2 separate regions of the Homo sapiens genome follow, and region 2 is linked to region 1. Evidence: chromatin contacts called from ENCODE Hi-C or POLR2A ChIA-PET data. All regions are on one chromosome and are shown on one strand. Each heading gives the region's core, a stretch centred on a gene start or an enhancer-like site at or near the end of the contact. The rest is flanking DNA. Distances are from core to core; before and after follow the strand shown.

Region 1 (2,707 bases), core at 133-2,632:
CCAATTATGATTGGGACTGGGGGTGCCGAAAATCAGGGGTGGGGGGCCTCGAGGAAGGGGTATGGAAGAGGAAGTGGGAGAGGAGGGCGTGTGTTTGTGTGTGTACGTTAACGTGAGGATTTAGTGCCCAGGGGAACGTTTCGTGTTTTGTTTTTTGATTGTATGTGGGGTTGTGTACAGCGATGTGTGTGTGTAACTGCGTGTCTCTGAGCGTGCCTGCTGTGGCCGTGTAAGCGGGCATCTTTGTGAGGGAAAGTAAGCGAGTGTGTGGGGGCGCGTTTGTGGTTTGGGGGGGAGCGTGTTTGCAATGCTGAGGGAGCGAACGTGTGTGCCGTTCTTGTAGGAGTTTCCGTGAGAGTGGCAGTGGACGTGAGCCAAAGTGGGCGCGTAGTTGGATGCTCTCGGGGGGGGGGGGTGGGTCGGCTAGGGGAACTCCCGCGAGTGGGTGCACCCAACTGCGCCTCGTGAGTACCTTAGCTCTCCGCTATCTCTGGCAGTGCCCAGTCCGGGGCAGAGGGCCAGGCCCCAGCCTAGCAGCTCCCACGCAGCCCGCGCGCACAGCGCCCCGGGCGCTCCGCGCCGGGCCTAGGGGAATCCACGCGTCTCTGGACTGTGCTAGGTGCCGCGGATCAACTGTGGCCACCACACCCCCGCTCCCCCACAGCTGTCGGGGGGCCGCGCTCTAGTCTCCCTCAAAGTCACCCTTGGTGGTGGTGGTCCTCTTCCCACCCCAACCACCAGTCCCCGGGCTGTAGGAACAATTCCAAAGTCAACCCCAGGGGAAGGCTTTGGAGGTCCAGTTACCAACTCGCTTACCCCAATTCGGGTACCTGACAGCGCCCGGGGCCACGAGTGCACTCCAGGCGGGGGCGTGCCAGCGCGGGGCAGGGGCTCTCGGGTGAGCAGTGTGATTTTGGCTTCCTCCCCAAGGTGGTCCCTACCTAGGCTCAGCATTTGTTCCCCTCTCCAAACTTACTGGGGCTGGGGCCTGCAGGGGGGCTGGGGGCTGCAGGGGGCGTCAGGGAGTAGCGGAGGGAGTAGGGCAAGGAGAGAGGTGAGTGGACTGGTGGCGTAGCGGGGAACCAGGAGCCAGGAGAAGAAAAGCTGGGAGAGCGCCGAGACCGAGGAGCGAGGAAGAGAGGAAGAGAAAGGAAAGGAAAGGCGAGGGAGAGAACGAGGAGAGGCGAAAAGGAAAGGGGAAAGAGAGCGCAGAGCGCGAGCCAAGCCGAGCGCCGGCAGCGGCGGCGGCGCGGCGCGGCGCTCCACTCCGGCCTGACTCCGCACCGGCTTTTGCGGGCGGCCGGCGGCGCGGGGCCCTTTGGAAATAGAATAGCCAATGTAATCTGACACTTCAACTTGCTCGGCTCCGGGCGAGTTGATTCACTTACTCACCCCCTAACGCCGAGTTCCTTTTCACTGTCTGTGGACATTAAAAAAGCGAGCGGCGGCGGCGGGCGCCGGGGAGAGCGGGCGGCCGGGCGGCAGGCGGGCGAGCAGCGATCGGGCGGCCGAGCGAGCGAGCAACGCCGGCGCAGCGCGGTGACCCCAGCCCCAGCCGGCGCGGAGCAGGAGCCGGAGCCGAGCGGATCTCGGCGCCCTCGCTGCGCTCCTCCCGGCCCGAGCCTGCCCTACCCGGCGGTGGCGGCGGCGCGTCCTCCAGCGGCGGCAGCGGCGCTCGCAGCGCCCGGTAAGTTTGGGGCCAGAGCCAGGCGCCCGCTGGCTCCGGGGCTACCTCCCGCTCCCCGGGGACTCTCGGGGTGCAAGCGTGGGGATTGGGTGCTGGGGTTTTTCCCTTAAAGTGTCCCCCGGAGCGGGGCGACCGGCCGGCGGCGCGGGCTCCGCTCCGCTCTCCTTGGCGGCCGGGGGCCGAGGCCCGGCGGCCGGCGAGCTCCCGGCTGCGCGGAGCCGGCTTGGGCTGCGCGTGGGGGCCGGGTTTGTCAGGGTGTGCGGGGCGTAAGTGTGGTCGTGCGCGCGCGGACCCGGTGCCCGCCTCCTGCCGGCGCGCCTCCAGCCCTCGCTCCCTACACCCGGGGGCCGGGCAGGACCGGGAATCGGAGGAGGGAGGGAAGGACCGCCTCGGTCTCCTTCGCCTCCTCTGGGGAGATGCGAAGTTGTGCGCCTGTGTGTGTACAGGAACCGCTGGGGAAAGCGCTGGATTTCAGGATGGCAAGGGGTGGTGGTGTTAACTTGTGCGTCTGAATTTCCAGGGAAAACATACACTTTTGTAAATGGGAGGTGGGGGCGCGGTTAAGTTGTTTGTGTGGGAATTGCCCGGGGAAAGCTGGCGCGCGGTACAAACGAGAAACGCGGAGGTGTGTGTGCAGGGTTTTCTCCCAGGGCTTCGCAAGCCAGAGGGGCGCTCAGGCCAGTGCCTGGACGGGGCTGCCCCGGCCAGGAGGGGAGCCCAGGGGGAAGATGTGCGTGTGTGTGCGCGCGCGCGTTGCAAATACGAAAGTAATTTCCCCGTGTTCTTTCTTCCTCTCCGTCTCCGGCGGCGGTGGCCCCGGGGGAGTGGGAGGCCAGCCGGGGCGGAGGTTGGGGGGCCGGGGCTGGAGCCGGGGTCGGGGGGGGGAGGCGGGTTCTGGAAGCTTGCTTCACATTCCTGGCGTCTGGGCTGGGGAAAAAACAGTGGGGAGCGCGGCCTCGGCGTCTAGGGCGCGGGCAGCGGGCGCGCGTCGCCCCCTCGCTGGGGACATCTGTCCAGGAA
Region 2 (2,707 bases), core at 154-2,653, 550 kb before region 1:
AGGAAACATTTGGGGATCTTGTTTTTGTTGTTGTTGTTGTTGTTGTTTTTGTTTGTTTGTTTGTTTTAGAGATAGGGTCTCACTCTGTAGCCCAGGCTGGAGTACAGTGGCACAATCATGGCTCACATTGCAACCTTAACCTCCTCAGCCTCTTGAGTAGCTGGGACTACAGGTACATGCCATCATACTCTGCTAATTTTAAAATTTTTTTGTGGTGACTACATCTTGCTGTGTTGCCCAGGCTAGTCTTGAATTCTTGGCCTTTTAAGCAATCCTCCTGCCTCAGCCTCCCAAAGCCCTGGGATTACAGGCATGAGCACCACACTGGGCCTGGGGATCTTAAGATGTAGATAATGATTCAGGAGGTCTGGGGCAGGCCTGATACGCTGCATTTCTACATGATCGCAGGTGATATCCATGCTGCCAGAGCATTCTTTGAGCAGCAAGGGGGCTGGAGGTGAGGAGATGGGACACTGAGTTCCGTGAAGAAAGCTGATAGCCTTGGACTGTTCATGCCCAGATGGAGAAGATTCACAGGGGGCCTCCCATTCTAGAAGGGCTGTCAAGGTGTAGAGGGGTTTAACATGGTCCAAAGGGCAGATCTGGAGCAGAGAGGGGACATCACACTTAGATGTTGAGACAAAGCCCATGATGGAATAACCACCGTGGGAGGTAGTGAGCTGCCCATCACAGCAGGGCTTTAGCCAGAGGCTCGATGACTGCTTGGTGAGAGGGCCATGGAGAGGCCCCAAGTGGCAGCCATCTATGCAGTCTTCAAGGGCTCTTCTTGCCTCAGAGTCATTAATTTTTGGGCGTTTTTACTTCTGGAAGAAATGATTCAGAATAAGTGGAGAACACTGGGGTTGGTGATGCAGAGGACCCACCACAAGGCCTCCCTCCTGAGCACACAGAAAGCTCATGCCCTGCTGGACAGCCAGGCAGGCTCAGCCATGCAGGTTGGGTTCGCTCTCTGGGTTCGCTGTCTGGCTAGGACGAGCTGTGGTCTTTTCAGAATGGACATCACATTCCTGGTCAGCAGAAGCTATCTCTTTGGCTAAACCACTTAGCTCTGGACAAAGCAAGTTCCAGATTCTAGAAAAATAAAATTAATTGACATTTGTGCTCAGTGCTTATGCTGGTAGCAAGATTCTGGTCTCATGACAATCATTGCTACTGGGCAAGTCCCATCCTTCTTCAGTCCTCAGTTTTCTACTCTGTACCATGGAATTGGTGTGGACAGTCCCTCTAGCTCACTTTCTACAGCCCTATGGAAAATATCTTCAGCCGTAAAAGGCACTGTTTAGCGTTCAGACCTCAACAGAGGAGTGAAAATTTGGCTGATTCAGAGGAAACAAGAGGTCAGTGTGACCTTTCTCTGCTTCTCTATGGGAAGGAGTTTACAACCACGGTGCCAGGGGCAGGAGGCTGCAGATGCAGCCAGCCTGTGCTGGGCACTTCTGCTGCCCTGGGCTTTGAGTCAAGCAGAGCACTTTAGCCCCCGAGGGCAGGTCCATCTGGAGCTCCAGACAGCGCTCTTCCTGGCTTCTCCTGCCACCCTTTCCTCTGGTCCAGGCCCAAGCCTGCTCAGACCTCAGCAATGAGGGCCAGCAGGGAGGGGAGGCAATGTGGGTAGGGAGTGGCTGAGAGCTACAGCTCACTGTCAGGGAGGAGGGGGAGAGGGAGGGCCCAGGGCCTCCAAGCCCTATGTCCAACATGCAGAATGAAGAGCAAAGGCTTGGTGCTGACTTGGTGGCTAGGGAATCGGATGCTGTATTTGCAGGATGCACCGAGTCTGCTCAAGTAACCAGACTCCATAGCTTAATACAATAAAGGTTTATTTCTGGCTTACATGCCAGTCCCTGCAGGAGCTGGTAAAGGGCTCTGCTCCACGTACTGTCTCAGAGATCCAGCCTGGTGAGACCCCTCATCATCTAGTGATGCTGCCATTGCAAAAGGTGGCTTACCAAGGAAGGGGGAGAGACTGTGTTAAAAGCATGCCTGTCCTTACACGCCCTATACTCGGGTGACACAGATCACCACCAAATGGCCAATAGTCACTGACTACCAGGGGCAGGAATGTCTTCCGCATGCCTCTAAAGGAGAGGACAACTGGATTTTGTGCCACAAAGGAACACCCATAATCCCTGCCATGTAGAGAGACTTTCCACTGCCAGGCAGCGTGTAGAGCATCCTCTGTGAATGATCACATTTACTTCTCAGCTGGAGATTCATATCATTACACCTGTTTTCCTGATAGACAGATTAAGGCCCTGAAATGTGATTTCCTGACATCATACAGCCAGGATGTGCCAGAGATGAGATTTGAACTCCATTCTACCTTATTCTGTTCAAGCCTAGGTTCTCCAACATTAAATTCCCACTCAAGGGAAGTGTCAGGTTCCTGACAGTTTGGGAGAGTCCCTGGGCATGCAAGAGACATAGCCACTCACTCAGTTTGGTTTCCAGGTAGGACCTCAATCCTCTCCACCCCAGAAAACAGAATTTGAGGGTTTCTGTAGTCAAGGAGATCCTGTATGGAGGAAGCCCTACATTTTGAGCAGGGCTGGCCCAGCATGGGTGAGCTGGACTTGGAAGTCCCAGACTCATTTCTGCCAGTCTGTCAGGTTTGATGTTGAGGGTCCCTCACAGCCCCACCCCTTGGGCAGAGCTGTGGATATACCTCCTGCCCTGTGTGCAGCTGGCGCAG

The links. A loop is a pair of places that touch in the nucleus more often than their neighbours do. ChIA-PET counts read pairs that join two places held with the same protein, here RNA polymerase II (POLR2A). Pooled maps may share reads with other maps.
Region 2: a loop to region 1 is called in a map of prostate gland, with 2.8 times the contacts of the local background. The contact joins the enhancer-like site here to the promoter of ZMIZ1 in region 1. A Hi-C loop is called at or near these places in 3 of 168 maps with a recorded cell type or tissue (Caco-2, PC-3 and prostate gland) and 1 of 50 pooled maps. POLR2A ChIA-PET finds 5 or more read pairs at or near these places in 1 of 52 experiments (PC-9).

Annotation. Positions count from the first base shown.
Region 1 is chr10:79,067,584-79,070,290 of GRCh38, forward strand. ZMIZ1 (zinc finger MIZ-type containing 1) reads left to right here and starts at 1,383. Exons shown (of 25, transcript NM_020338.4): 1 at 1,383-1,687. RefSeq lists silencers at 1-33, 834-903, 1,164-2,143, enhancers at 297-1,142, 2,344-2,393 and a cis regulatory region at 1,016-1,701.
Region 2 is chr10:78,513,733-78,516,439 of GRCh38, forward strand. No RefSeq gene overlaps it. Among named protein-coding and RNA genes, the nearest start is that of LINC00595, 250 kb to the left of the region's middle. Within about 2 kb of position 1,404, at least 4 of the 41 ENCODE cell types and tissues checked have a DNase peak (open chromatin) inside an H3K27ac peak, as active enhancers do.